5 separate regions of the Homo sapiens genome follow, and regions 2, 3, 4 and 5 are each linked to region 1. The links are chromatin contacts, found by Hi-C or POLR2A ChIA-PET in ENCODE. All regions are on one chromosome and are shown on one strand. The core of a region is the stretch at or near the end of the contact, and the rest is flanking DNA. Distances in the headings are between cores, read along the strand shown.

What was found. Hi-C counts contacts between places; a loop is a spot of excess contacts on that map. ChIA-PET counts read pairs that join two places held with the same protein, here RNA polymerase II (POLR2A). Pooled maps may share reads with other maps.
Region 2: a loop to region 1 is called in a map of OCI-LY7, with 6 times the contacts of the local background. The contact joins the promoter of CAPZA2 here to the promoter of IFRD1 in region 1. A Hi-C loop is called at or near these places in 3 of 168 maps with a recorded cell type or tissue (CD4-positive, alpha-beta memory T cell, OCI-LY7 and naive thymus-derived CD4-positive, alpha-beta T cell), 1 of 37 single-sample maps with no recorded cell type and 16 of 50 pooled maps. POLR2A ChIA-PET finds 5 or more read pairs at or near these places in 1 of 52 experiments (K562).
Region 3: a map of CD8-positive, alpha-beta T cell shows a loop between it and region 1 (27-fold over the local background). The contact joins the promoter of DLD here to the promoter of IFRD1 in region 1. A Hi-C loop is called at or near these places in 5 of 168 maps with a recorded cell type or tissue (B cell, CD8-positive, alpha-beta T cell and naive thymus-derived CD4-positive, alpha-beta T cell), 2 of 37 single-sample maps with no recorded cell type and 13 of 50 pooled maps.
Region 4: a loop to region 1 is called in a map of B cell, with 17 times the contacts of the local background. The contact joins the promoter of TES here to the promoter of IFRD1 in region 1. A Hi-C loop is called at or near these places in 5 of 168 maps with a recorded cell type or tissue (B cell, CD8-positive, alpha-beta T cell, K562 and 1 more), 1 of 37 single-sample maps with no recorded cell type and 10 of 50 pooled maps. POLR2A ChIA-PET finds 5 or more read pairs at or near these places in 2 of 52 experiments (CD4-positive, alpha-beta T cell and T-cell).
Region 5: a loop to region 1 is called in a pooled map, with 5 times the contacts of the local background. The contact joins the promoter of NRCAM here to the promoter of IFRD1 in region 1. A Hi-C loop is called at or near these places in 1 of 168 maps with a recorded cell type or tissue (naive thymus-derived CD4-positive, alpha-beta T cell) and 3 of 50 pooled maps. POLR2A ChIA-PET finds 5 or more read pairs at or near these places in 1 of 52 experiments (PC-9).

Annotation. Positions count from the first base shown.
Region 1 is chr7:112,449,164-112,451,863 of GRCh38, forward strand. IFRD1 (interferon related developmental regulator 1) reads left to right here and starts at 1,297. Exons shown (of 12, transcript NM_001550.4): 1 at 1,297-1,619. The coding sequence starts at 1,526. It overlaps LOC128031837, which reads left to right and starts at 1,324. Exons shown (of 1, transcript NM_001414739.1): 1 at 1,324-1,482. The coding sequence starts at 1,324. The coding sequence ends at 1,482. RefSeq lists enhancers at 387-1,204, 1,205-2,022, 1,322-1,611, 1,852-1,901, 2,022-2,141.
Region 2 is chr7:116,861,191-116,863,890 of GRCh38, forward strand. It overlaps CAPZA2 (capping actin protein of muscle Z-line subunit alpha 2), which reads left to right and starts at 1,397. Exons shown (of 10, transcript NM_006136.3): 1 at 1,397-1,460. The coding sequence starts at 1,422. RefSeq lists enhancers at 1,015-1,064, 1,016-1,778 and a silencer at 1,145-1,884.
Region 3 is chr7:107,889,839-107,892,538 of GRCh38, forward strand. It overlaps DLD (dihydrolipoamide dehydrogenase), which reads left to right and starts at 1,345. Exons shown (of 14, transcript NM_000108.5): 1 at 1,345-1,451. The coding sequence starts at 1,413. RefSeq lists enhancers at 1,046-1,125, 1,083-1,765, 1,276-1,515 and a silencer at 1,576-1,685.
Region 4 is chr7:116,209,191-116,211,890 of GRCh38, forward strand. It overlaps TES (testin LIM domain protein), which reads left to right and starts at 1,349. Exons shown (of 7, transcript NM_015641.4): 1 at 1,349-1,544. The coding sequence starts at 1,518. RefSeq lists silencers at 1,068-1,197, 1,231-1,493, 1,248-1,447, 1,588-1,677 and an enhancer at 2,038-2,277.
Region 5 is chr7:108,455,147-108,457,846 of GRCh38, forward strand. It overlaps NRCAM (neuronal cell adhesion molecule), which reads right to left and starts at 1,290. Exons shown (of 33, transcript NM_001037132.4): 1 at 1,097-1,290.

The DNA.
Region 1 (2,700 bases), core at 47-2,546:
AGATCGCTTAAAATGCCCAGGCATGAACTGAGGTCACATGTGATCACAGAATAGGACAGGAATTTAAGAGTGCTATTTTAAAACTAATTGCTTTGCGGGTGGGGAGGGGGTGGTGCATCAAAGGGAAAAAAGACTATGAATTTGAGTTTTGGAATTTAACATATGGGAGGATAATAAATAGTACAGTGAACAAAGGGAAGACAGGAAGAAGGAAATATAGTATTCGTTTCAGAGATGTTGGGTTGAGGCACAAGTGGAACATTCTGGTGGAAATTTGCTACAGGCAATTGAAAATAGAATAGAGCTCAGCTGAGAGGTGGAGTGGCGGATGACTCACCTACATTGAGGTGAGTCAGGGACTTTGATCTGTCATAAGCATAGTATATGAACCTAATAACAGGCTCTAAATACTAGACAAATGTCCTAACAAGGAAGACAGAGATCTAGGAGTGCCTTGAGAAAAAAGGCAGCACTGCGATTATTGATCTGTATAACTTGTGTTTGTTTTACCAGCTGTGAAATTCTCAGAACTGGCAGGTAGTATTGTCAAGGGACACATTCTTGTATAGAAACCCACAACGCTGAATCGTCATATATTCCTAGTCTAGAATCTGAGATATACACGAACTCCACAACTAAGTAGACGAAAGCATCCCTTTTTTTGGGGGGGGGGGGGGATGGGGGGCACATAACCCTGAACCACGGTCCAATTACAGGTACAGTACTGATGATGGCTTAAGTAGTTCATGGAACTAGTTAAAACTAAAACCATGGAAATGTTACCCAGGAGAGGTAAGGCTGCGTGCCTGGCAGGTGCCGCAGGGAAGTAGGGGAAAGGTTAAGGAGAACACCAGCCTCCGGAGAAAGAGAAGCAAAGGTGATTGCATAGCTGCCAGCTGGAAGCCGACTCTCGTCATAGGGCATACTCGCCCCACTGTGCATCGCCGGTGCCTACCTCACCCAGTTCCAAGGCGGGGGCGCGCCGAGGCAGGGGTGGGGTCACCAGGAGAAAAGCAAGTGGGCAGAAAAGCCCGTTGGGAAGAGACGGCTGGGAGGAGGCCCCGGCCCCAGCCTTACTACGTTTCCCAGAATTCAGTGAGGCCACGAAGACAGGCTCCCTGGGCGCGGACGGAAGACTGGCCGCATGGGATTTGTAGGTAGGATCCGCGCCCCGCCCGACGGAGGCGTCCAGTGGGGAGGTGTGCAGGGATTGGTTGGGAAGCGCTCAAGCCCCGCCCACAGAGTGACGTCAGGTGGCGGTATTGCTACTTAAGGCGTCGTGGCCTCCCCTGCCCCGCCTTAGCTCCCGCGCTAGAGAGAAACATGTATCGTTTTCGATCACAGCTCTTCACGGGGATTTCTGCTGCCGCCACCGCCCACTCTTACCCCCGCCGCTTCTCGACTCTGTTGTTAGCCGAAGACTCGCCTCTCAGCCGCCCGCCGCACAGACGCACGAGTAAAAAGTGCAGCTCCATCGGCTGATCCTCGCTAAGCTCCGACTCTGGGCGGCACCGGGCGTCCCACGATGCCGAAGAACAAGAAGCGGAACACTCCCCACCGCGGTAGCAGTGCTGGCGGCGGCGGGTCAGGAGCAGCCGCAGCGACGGCGGCGACAGCAGGTAAGGGGTATCCCCGCCGCCGGCATCCCAGTTGCCGGCCAGGCTGGCGAGTCTTCCATGCTTCGGCACGGTGGGAGTTGTAGTTCTTTCTCTGATGTACACATTTGCATTTCCAGGGTGCGTGGTTTGGCTACTGAACTACAATTCCCAGCGTGCCCTGGGCGCTGCTCCTCGCGCGATTTAGATCTGGCGTGCGAACCGGACTCTTGGGCACCGGCCGTGGGGGCAGGGAGGAACGGGTCCTTGGGCCTGAGAGTGTGTCGGGACAGGGGCTGACCGGGAGCTGGGCGGGAAAGGAACCATTGTCAGAGTTCCTTTCTCGGCGGCGATCTCGCCCGATCTCTCCCCGACCACGGGTGGGGAAGAACGGGGAGTTGAGCCCGTGCCGTCACTGGCCGCCTTTGACACCCTGGCTCCAACATGGAGCTCCTGGGATGCCAGACGTCCGGCGGGTTTGGACGGGCTCTTGCGTCACGCGGCCTGGGCCTTGCGCGGTGGGCCCGGGGTGACGCAGAGGCGCTGGGGAAGCTTTCCGTCTCGCAGGTCCACCTGGCCAGGCGAAGGCGTCGGAGGCGGGGGGACCACTTTCTCCCCCCTAGGCTGTGCTCCTTCCCCTAACTGGCACCTGCAGAAGCCCTGAACCTCTAGCACCTCTGCGACCACCCGAGGCGACCTCCTGCTCACGGGGGGAAGAAACGCGTTCTCCTTTGTGCTGCATTCTATATGTTCTCTGCAGTGAGCCCCAGAGAGGCAGGGTGGTGAGGAGCTTAGGTTGCAGTTGGCTAAAAGTTGAGGTTATTGTGCCCTCGCTACGAAGTTGAAACTTTTCCTGGGTGGGATGAGTAGGTGCTTAACTGAACTTATGGTTTTCTACTTATTATATGGTTAAGAAAAAGGATTCCAATTGGAATTGGAAGGCCCTTCTAGGAGAGACCCCAATAAACTCAAATCGAGTATTAAATAACCTGGGTAATATTTTATTTAGAAATTTAAACAGGAGTTAAATATTGGAGTATTCTCCGACGTTATCACACTGGAACTATTAGCCATCAGGTATTTTTGGACACAGTTGCCCCTCTGC
Region 2 (2,700 bases), core at 147-2,646, 4.4 Mb after region 1:
AGTCTTGCTCTGTCACCCAGGCTGGAGTACAGTGGCGCGACCTCGGCTGACTGCAACCTCCGTCTCCCGGGTTGCAGGGACAGGGACAACCTCCGCCTCTCGGGTTGCAATGACTTCTGCAACTCTCCTGCCTCAGCCTCCCGAGTAGCTGGTATTACAGGTATGCGCCACCACGCCCCGGATAATTTTTGTATTTTTAGTAGAGACGGGGTTTCTTCATGTTGGCCAATCTGGTCACGAACTCCTGACCTCAGATGATCTGCCCACGGAGGCCTCCCAAATTGCTGGGATTACAGGCCTGAGCTACCGCGCCCGGCCCCAACTGTTCAATATATGTTTGTTTAATGAGTAGAAAATGAGCTTCTTGAGTATGGAAGTTTCTCTTTTTATTTCAACAGTTTTGGAATACAGGTGGATTTTTGGTAACATGGATAAGTCCTTTAGCGGTAACTTCTGAGATTTTAGTGCACCCATCACCTGAGCAGTGTACCCTGTACCCAATACGTAGTAATTTATCCCCTCCCCAGTCCCCAAAGTCCATTTTATCATTCTTATGCCTTTGAACCCACATAGCTTAGCTCCCACTTATAAGTGAGAACATAAAATATTTGGTTTCCCATTCCTGAGTTACTTCACTTAGAATAATGGCCTCCAGCTCCTTCCAAGTTGCTGCAAAAGGCATTATTTCGTTCCTTTTTATGGCTGAGTAGTATTCCATGGTGTATATACCCACATTTGCTCTATCCACTCATTGGTTGATGGACACTTAGGTTGGTTCCATCTCTTTGCAATTGCGAATTGTGCTGCTATGAACATGTATGTCTAGCTTGCTTTTTTCCCCCTCAACACTGTATCCCCAGAGACTAACACAGTGCCCCGCACCCCGTTAAAGAACCAAAAAATATTTGTTGGATGAATAAAGGAGTATATCAAGAGCAATCTTTCAATTATGGAGAGGGTCGTGATGTGTATTTTAATGAAAGCCAACTATCTTCTCTAATATTTGAAAAAACAATGTTTAAAAGGCTTCTATTTGTACACCTTTTCACATTTTAGCTGGCAGAGTTCAGGACTTGATGGAAACATAACGAAGGGCTCAGAATGTACTCATCGCAGACTGAGCCCATATGGTCACAGTGGGGAGAGCACGCTGCACTCAAGATGCTAGCAAGCCTGCAGCAGGCGGCCCAGCGAGACACGGTCCCCCGCCCGGCCACCAGGCGCCCGCGCACGCGCACAGCCGCGCTCAGTCCGCGAGGGCCGGGTCGAGGGAGGCGGGGCTCCCGGGGTGCGCGTGCGCGGCGGCCTGAGCGGCGGGCCCCTCCCTTAGCGGGGGCGCGCGGCGCTGAGGACCGCACGGAAACGGGGAAGTCAGGTGGCCGCTGCCGCCGCCGCCGCCGCGGTTTGTCGCCAGAAGGAAGATGGCGGATCTGGAGGAGCAGTTGTCTGATGAAGAGAAGGTAAGAGTCGCGGGGGCGACGGCGCGGGCTGTCAGGAGCCGGCTCAGCCCGGGCGGGTGGGCCCGGAGTCTGGTCGCGGGGGAAGGGCATTGGCCCGCAGCTGGCCTTGCCCTCGGCTGCCCTTCCTCCCCCATCCTTACTGCGCCCAGTGCCTGCCCCTGTCCGTCACCCGAGGCCCCGCGCGGGGGCAGGTCTCTGCCAGGCCTGCTCGCTCCGCTCCTTGTAGGGTGTGTACTCCGAAAATAGGAAGCGGGAGCCGGGCGACGGCGGGCGGGGGCGCGGGCGCGGGGGAGGGCGGCGGCTGCCCAGGACCCTCTCCTGCTGTCGGGCCGCGGGGCCTCCGCCGGGGCCGGGGACCGGGGACCAGGGACGCAAAGGGGTTTGCGTCCGTGCGTGGGAGCGGCCCAAGGGCAGTGCCCAGCGCGGCGGCCTGGCCTGTGAGTGTAGCGGCGGGTGAGGGGAAGGGAAAAATCGCTTAGGAAGCAGACCTTCACTTCTCCCTTCTACTTCCCCCTCCTCAAAGCAAAATGCTTCCTTTTCTGATCCTCTACGGTTTATCCTTTTTTTTCCCTTTCCCCATGGAGGCATCTCTCCCTCCTTCTCTCTTTCCTTTCGTGGCTCTAGCAGTAAGCTTGCAGCTCCCATGTTCCCCAGGAGGCAGCGGAGTTGCTCACAAAAAGACGACCCCCTCCCCATAGTTGTTTTCTGCCCACGTTGGCAGCAGCCCCCCCCCGGGGGTCGATTTGGTGGCACCTCACTTTCCTGCTAGGACTTCTTCCGAAGAGGGGAAAATGTGCAACTCCTTTTACTGTATATTAGATGCTGTGACAGCAATGGAACCAGATGAACGACTTAAGTTCTCAGATATTTAAAACGAGTAATGGAATAATTCATTGAACTGCTGCTCTCTTAATTCGCCCCTTTCGTTTGGCTTTTGGGAACGTCCCATTCCCGAGGGTGGTGGGGTAGGGGAGAACCCTGCTAATTTTGACTGTTTCTCGGAAAGGACCCTTAGAAGTAACTGACAGAACATAGGAATGAGTTAGTTGCAGGGTTGGAAATGTCCACTCTTCGTTAAAGAGTGCTTCATTTTTAAATTTCAAAGCCAGTGCAGGAAAATACAGGTACATTTAGGTATGTTGTGGTGTTTAAGAAATCTTCATGTAAGTCTGAGGATATTTTCATTTAGGACCCTCTGCTCTAGATGTTTTTATATGCTGTGTTCTTGCACCGAAATAGA
Region 3 (2,700 bases), core at 95-2,594, 4.6 Mb before region 1:
TTTTTAAAAATAAAAATATGATATTGTAATTTTGGACAAAGGAGTAGGGAACAAAGCCCAAGAAAGTTCAGGAAAGAATTGTGAGATTTTGTGCATATGGAGCAGTAACTCCTAGACCAGATGTCAAAGACTGCCATGAAGCTGGAGAGGAGACAATTCTCCCCATCTGTGTGGTGGAGGCTGCTCAATGTCCCCCAATTTCGCTTCATCTCATCTTGCTTATTAATACAATTTCAGTTAGGCACTCAGCTGACAGGACTATGTTTCACAGATCCCCTTGCAGCTAGGTGTGGCTTTGTAATCAGATGGAATGAGGGGATATGATTGTAGAAACTGGAGCAGCCATCTTGAATGAAAGATGCAAGGCAAGCTCTGATGATGGCAGAGTCACGAGATAAAAGGAGCCTGGGACCCTGTCACAGGACAGAGCTGCCAGCAATACCGTCTCTATAACAAACACTAAATTTAATTATTCATATCTAAATCTGAACATAGGCAGTAATTTCTAACCAGTGTTTAGCCCAGCACAAGGCCTGGGTGGTAGACTTCCAATAAATGTAGAATTAAGTTTATTCACACTATATAGACTTATTGCAAGGCAAGAATGAGACCTTAGACTTTCGTGCTCAATCTTGAAGACAATGTTTTTCAACCCTTTTCAACAGATTCTCTCTCAAAACCTAAAATCTCATCCACCATCCCACTCTCTTTTTACCAGGGAGATGTGTTTCTCAACTAAAGAAATAGAAGAAAGTGTGTTCTCTACGTATTGTCAGTTAGCTAATTAGAGCAGAATGCTGGTGATGCCAAAATCTGTAGCCCCATCCCTTATATGGCATTTGAGAGGAGCGAGTATAAAGCAGTAGATAATACCAAAGGTTTTGGCCTCAGGGCCGCAGTTATCTCTCCTTTGTGAGACCTTGGGGGCACTGTTTAACCTCTCTGGGTCTCATCCAAGAAATGGAAATACTAATAATACTCCATATGGTTGTTGCAAGGATGAAATGAGATGTCTGTAGGAAGTGCCGAGGAATGCCTAGCACAACCAAGAGCTTGTTGAACTTGTCACGCTTTACTGTCGATAATGTGCATTAAGCAAACGCTAGTTTTATTTGTTTATTTCATCTTCTAAGTATAAGAATACATTGTAGCTCGACATTTTGGCACCAGCCCCTAAAGCATTCCCACCACCACCCCCGCTGCGACAAAGCCCTGCGCTCCTTACGACAGCGTACGACGCCGAGCCTGACAGGAACGCCTCGTGCGGTAGAACCGCGCGGGCCAATCGCGCTGCTCCCGGGTGATGACGTAGGCTGCGCCTGTGCATGCGCAGGGAGGGGAGACCTTGGCGGAGCGGCGGAGGCGCCCAGCGGAGGTGAAAGTATTGGCGGAAAGGAAAATACAGCGGAAAAATGCAGAGCTGGAGTCGTGTGTACTGCTCCTTGGCCAAGGTGAGGGCCGAGTAGGTGAGGTCGTGTTGAGCCAGAGGCACGGAAGGTCCCGCTCAGTGGGTCCGGTACGCGGCTTAACCGTGTTGGGCTGGCGGAGGCGGGCGCCTGGGCCGCACCACCCCTGGCCCCGCCTCTGCACTGGCTCAGCCCGGCCCTGGGCTCCGAGGTGGCCGCTCATCCTGCAGCAGGCGAGGGACGGGGCTGGGCCCAGGCTGTGGCGAGTCCTTTCGGGTTGTGTGACGGCCGGCGGTCACACATGCCACACCCCCAAGCCTGGGCCGAGGGCCATCCCGGTCACACATAGGCCTCTACCTTGGAGGAAGTGTAAGCCACCCATGTCCCGTATAGTCTGGCTTTTTATACCATTTGCCTTTTTCTCATCCTAATTCTGATCCCTGAGTGGCCTAAGTTTATGCAGTGGGCAGGTAACCCTGGGGTCACTTCTTGAATGGTTTAGATCCAGTCAGCTCCAACAGATAGCCCTCGGAATTCCCCTAAGGTCTTGTCAGTGTTGGCAGCTTTCAACTGGTGTTCATTGCCATCTCTCACGACTTCCTGGAGGCTTAAATCTTTAATTGCAGCAGGTTATCAGAACAACTCTCCTTTTTAATCTGCTTACCAGATACAGCCAAATTGTGTGTATGTGGCACCGTGGCTGGGTACTATGTTAGTGGAGACCTTAAAAATAATATAGCGATCAAACCCTTTTGTTTCAGAGATGAGGAACCTGAGTTCTCAAAAGTTAATGTAACATTCTGCAAGTCATGCTTTTAGGGAGCGGCGGAGGTGGGACTGAAACTCAGGATTGTCAATCTGCTGCTTTTTGGGTTTGCTGTCCTGACCTCAAATGTTAAGAGTTGCCTTGGAATAGGAAACATCAGTGTAGGTTTTGTCACTGCCGCCCATTTTCCTGCTGTGAGCAGGGGTTATTTGCTTGCTTGCTTTCTGCCTCATTGCCCTTAGGAAATGGTAGCCGTCCACATATAGAGATTAGGGAGATTATGATGCAATTTGTCAAACTGTAGTAGCACCAGAACGTAAGTACATTACTTGGTGCATTTTCCTAAGTTACCTTGTCTAATTTGCTATTCCTAGTTGATGTCTCAGGAACATCTTCATAGATTGTTCTAAGTAAATACGGACTGTATATACACGCTAGCTTAGAGTTAGGAAACAAAAATTACAGGTAAAAAGATTATCATGTATAGATTATTCAAGTATTTAAGTTAGAACTTTCAGAGCTTTATTT
Region 4 (2,700 bases), core at 99-2,598, 3.8 Mb after region 1:
CAGAAAAGTTTTACATCAGCTGAAAAGAAAAATGCATAACTCATTTTGGTAATTTCAGTTTTAATTCTTAATAGGATAAAGGAAACATGCACATTATAAATCAATGCTCTGTGTTAACAAATAATCAAGTAAGCAGAGTTGCAAGTATTGGCTAAAATGAATTTTGGATATTTTTAGCTACCAAATTTCTCGAGGCAAGGCAGACATACATCTGGACCTGAATATCTGCATTATTAGGGAATTTTTGTTTGTTTGTTTTATATTGTTTTGTTATTTTTAAAAGTAGGTGCCAAATTAGGTCACCTGCTGTCTGGGCAATGTTATTTTTTGCCATAACCACAAATTGAAGAAAATTGACTGCTCTTTTTCCTTAGTCAACATGCTGTGCTTCCAGCCCCAAACATCTTTGAGAAGTTGTTTAGATTCATGAGCAATGCCTCTGTCCCCAACAGGCTAAGACATTAGGCAGGTCCCTGCACCTCTGGAGTCCTCAGTTCCCTGCAAAGTGAGGAAGCTAGACTAAGTAATCGTTAGGCTCCCTTCCAGACCGACCAATCTGATGGTATTAGATGCAATTGCTCCTGAATTAGGGCATGAAATGAATTCAGCTTTGGTGCACCAATGTGATGACTCTGCTTCATCAAAGCCTGAGCACGCGATAGGCCTAGCACCATCTCACACAGAGACAAAGGGCAACCCTCTGCTTCCAAAGGAATGACACAACCTGTTTCTGAAGTGATTCACATCATCTTTACTTTTGAACAACCCAATGCTCAGAAAACAATCTAAGAATCTTCGCTGACTTTAGGGATGTAAGATACGGTTTCTTGACAGTATTTGGGATTGTGGAAAAAAGCAATTGAGGAAAGGGCATCTCCACAACGCAATATTGAATTTAGTGCCCAAGGTCCATCACAGGAATCCCTAACGATCCCTACAATCTCTCTCTCTCTCTTTTTTTTCTCTCTTTACCCTGAAAATAAACTGAGAAGTTAGTATTGGGATAACTATTCCCCTTGACCCAAATAAAAAGTCCTGGGCAAACACAGGTACAAATTGCCAAATGGAAAAAGTTCTTCTCCATCTTCAGCTAGAGGGAGGCTGGGGATCCCAGCTCTTTAGAAGCCGGCCCGTGGACGCCCAGAGAATCCCTTCGGAGACCAGGTCAGGGTCACTGAGCTTGCCCAGCAGGGCGCCGCCTCGGACGCCGCCCCGCCTCTCACCTTGCCAGCGCCGCGCTCGGGCCGCGAAGGTGCGTGCGGCGCTCGGTGATTGGCGGCGGCCCGGAGCTGCCCGGCTGCCATTGGCTGCCCGGCCCCCTTTGTTCCCGGGTCCGGGCCGCAGGCCCGCTGCGGCGGACTGGGCGGCGGAAGTTCGACGGCGCCGGGCGAGTGGCTGTTGAGCGGCGCCGCGGGAGTTCCGCAGGTTTCCCGTGTTCGCAGCGGAGCCGGAGGCCAGCTGAACCCGGCCGTGGGATCCCGGATAGGAGGAGGAGGGGACCCATAGGACGCGTTAACATGGACCTGGAAAACAAAGTGAAGAAGGTAGGGGGGCGCTCGTGGCGGGCGGCGGCTGCTTCACCTGCGCGGGTCGCGCGGCGCGCGGCGGCCGGAGGTGCCGAGGTGGGTGGGGCTCGCGGGCCCCCCGGTGTGAGCCCGGCTCTGGGTCTGCGGTGCCCCGGGCCCAGGGACCTGGCCCCCTGGGTAGAGGAGGTGCTCGGCGGCCCCGCCAGCTCCCCACACTCGGGAGCGACAGAATTGGAAGCGCGAGCGAGGGCGGGCGCGGGACTCTTCTCTCCAGTCTCACGGAATCCCAGTGGTTGTAGGTGTTGGAAACTTTACTTAAGATGTTTCAGCTCTGCCTGTGCCTCCTCAAAAGGAAAGGACGAGCTTAGGGCGAGTGCGGGCGAGACCGTGACACTTCCTGGCTCAGGAAGTTGAATTTCATTAAGCCTTTGTGGTTTGGGGCTCTGCTGTGCTTTGACAGCTCTGATCTCCTCCCTTCCGGCTGGGCTGTCTGGGGCGCTCTAAAATGAGTGTTGATTTAATGCACTGCCTTCGCACCCGTGCTGGTGATAACTTCTAATGTGATTTTTTTTTCGGTCATTCATTACTTGTCTACCGACCGAGGCAGTGCCTCCCTCTTAGGGAATTATCTGTCAAAGAGCGCATTCTCCTTGTTTGGCAGGTAGTCCCAAAGGGCGGTTGTCACCAGCGTCTCAGCGCAGGGAGACATTTTCAGCTTGGCTGCTGCCTCGCAGGCACTGGAACCGACGGCCCTACCTGAGCCACTCCCGGGTTATGCGGAGCCTGGTGTCGCCTGGGAGAAAAGGGTGGGGACCAGACTATGACTCAGAAGGAATGCTGATGTCACATTCGAGTGAATTGCCCTGTGCGAAAGTTCTCCTCGTTCCAGGGGATTTGCTCATGTTTTACTTTGTGGTAAATTTAAGCTAGCTGTCCCTTATCAAATAGAGAAGTTTTGCAGAGAGAGGAAGGGAAAAATACAGAAAACAGTTTTTGTTTTTCTCATACTCATGGTTCCTAATATTTTATCTTCTAAACACAAAGTTTTTGACTTGAGCATTAATTCTATTTTATGCCCAGAACTGGATTTTTGAAAATGGATACAAAATATTGTGTTAGGACTGCAGAGTTTTCGGTTAGGAAGCTATTGACCAATAAAAACTCGAAATGAGAA
Region 5 (2,700 bases), core at 40-2,539, 4.0 Mb before region 1:
TGAGGACACCGCTTTGGGAGAAATGACGACTCCCTTGCTCACCCTACTGCGACACCCCGTCCCCCTCCGCACTCTAGCAGATGCGGGCCGGGAGTAGCTGAGCTGGCCAACCGCCTGGGACCAGGATGCGGCAGCGCCCACCCGCGCGGCGTGGAGGGGGCCGGGGGCGGCGCTCGGCGCAGATGGCGCTCGCTGCGAGATGGATGCTCCAGGGCGGGTAATCACTCCTGGCTCAACACAGCATCCCGGGCGGAGCGGATGCCAGATCCCACCGCTAAGAGCCTGGGCTGGGAAAGCAATCTTTCCAGGCAGCCCCCAGCCCGGTGCGCCGGCCCCGACAAGTCCCAGCCCTCGGAGGCAGGGCGGGGCGCAGGGACTCCCGGGACCCGCACCTGTAAGGCCGACAAAGCCCCCGCAAGCGCCCCACCCCTCTGTCCTCCGTGTCTCTCTCGTTCCGCCTCGATTCCCCGAGCCCTCTCCAGGCAGCGACTGGAGAAGCGAAGTCGGCCTCGCCCCCGAACTCCGTGGTCAGCACAGGTGTACGCACTTCCGAACAAAGCCCACGCCCAGACGTGTCCGCAGGGGCCCGAACAGGCACACGCCCGTGCGCTCCCGGCCCGGCCCCCGCGCTCCTCGCCCCGCCGGCACTGTGGCGTGACGCCCCGCGCCTCCGTGTCCAAGCCCGGGAAGCCGCCGTGCCGGGCCCGCAGGCTCTCCATGCCCAACTGCCCACGAGCAAGAGCTCTGGGCAGGGCTTCCCGGAAAGCGTGGGGTGCGGGCGCGGAGCAGAAGTTGGCCACAGGCTGGAGGGGGTGGTGGGTGCCGGCGCTGCTGGATTTCAGCTGTGCCTTCACCCAAGCGCAGGTCCCCCTGCTCCCTCTCGGCGCCCGCGGGAGTGTCGGGGGCCTGCAGGGGAGAAGGGAGTTGGAGATCTGCTTTGCCCCTCCTGCAGCGCTGCCAGCCCGGTGAGCGCTCGGCTGAACCCCGCGGCGGTGTCCAAGTGACAACGCAGCAGCCTCGCGCGTCCTCCTCCGCTCCAGCCGTCACCCCCGAGCAGGACCCAGTGTCACCGCCAGACGCGCAAGGAGCTACTTACGTTCTCGCGCCGCGCCCTCCGCTCAGCTCTGGCGCGACTGCCCAGGACCCTGGACCGCCGGTGTCCTCCGTTCTCGACGAAGCTATCCCCTCTGGCTGCTCCAGCCAGGCGGCCCCTGCGCCGTCCCCCGCGCCCGCGCGTCTGAGGCTCGGACTGCGGCGCGCGTCCGCCAGCGACCCTGGCGAAGCGAGGCTGGCCCCGCGCCGGCGCGCGCCCCCGCCGCTCCCGCCCTCTCCGCTCCCCCTCCCCGCGCCGTGCTTTTGCCCCTCCCGGCTCTCCTTAGCGTCCTCCCGTCCCCCTCCCCCGCACTCCCTGCGGGCGTCCTCCGCCTCCTCCCCTCCTGGCCAACCCCCTCTTGCCCTGCTGCTGCGACGGCAGCGAATGGGCTCCAGCCGCCGGCGCCTCGAGGGACTGGGTGGCCCCTCACCTGAGCGGCCGCCCCACCGCCAACCTCCGTCAGCCTGCGAGCGCGTGTGGCGGCGGGGGTGGGGGTGCGGGGACGGAGGGCGGGAGTGTTCCGGGGCTAGGATGGCTGGGATTTAGCTACAAAAGATGTTCCAGAAAATGGGTAGTTTTTGAATGCCACTCTCATGGGTTTAGCTTTCTGTGGGAGGTCTGTGGTCTTCTAGTTTTTTCTTTTTTAAAAAGCACTTTCTTCGAAATTCATCAGTTGGGGTGGTTGAGATTGGGTGAGTGGTTTTGGGGGTTTTGTTTTGTTTTTGCAACCGTTCTTTCCAAACACTCCCCGCCGCCCCCCACCACCGCAGAAAAAAGAGCTTTTAGCATAAGGCGGATGCTATCTATCCGCGGTAGAAACTGGGTCTTCTGGTCCCAAGGAATAGGGTTAGTTCGGATTTGCTTATTTACAAATGGGGGAGTATTATGGAGATTTTTTTTTTTTTTTTTTGGCAATGTAAATCGAGAATTAAGATTTTCCAACTGTATAGTATTTGAGTAAACACACTGCTTGCTGCATAGTTCAGGCTCCGAAGCGCACGTCTCCACTCTATCGTGGATGGTGTTCAGGATCCTTAGCCTGACCCTTGGGTCCTCCGTAATCTACTCCGGTCTGCACACAAATTACTTGTCTGCTGGGTATCACCCGACTTGACCACTTACAGCAGGCTCCAGCGCTTAGTGAGCTCAGCGGAGCCTTGATTCCTTCAGTTCTCTAATTCAGGAAAACATTTTCTGAGCTCCTCACCACCCCACCCCACCTCACCACCTCCTCCACCCCCAGCCTCCAAGGTGCTGGGGCAAGATTCAGGAATGAAAAAGAAACAGGTTCATCCTTCAAGGTCTTGACTACCCCAGTGGTCTGTTCTAACTTCAATTTGAACTTGCCCCGTCAGCTCACAGCATCTGCATGCAAGTGAGCAGCCTTCTTTTCCTTCTCCTTCTACTGCCATCCTCTCCTCCTTCTCCAGCCAAATGTGCTCTGGCCTCACAGAGCCTCCCTCGGTTCCTGAACCAGCATGATATCTGGCTGCTGGGTCATTGCACAAGTTGTTTCCACAGTCCCATCAGTGGTTCTTCTGACTCTAGTCCTTACCCAACTGCCATTCAGGTGGTACCTTGCACCTCTCAACTAATTGTCCAAATTT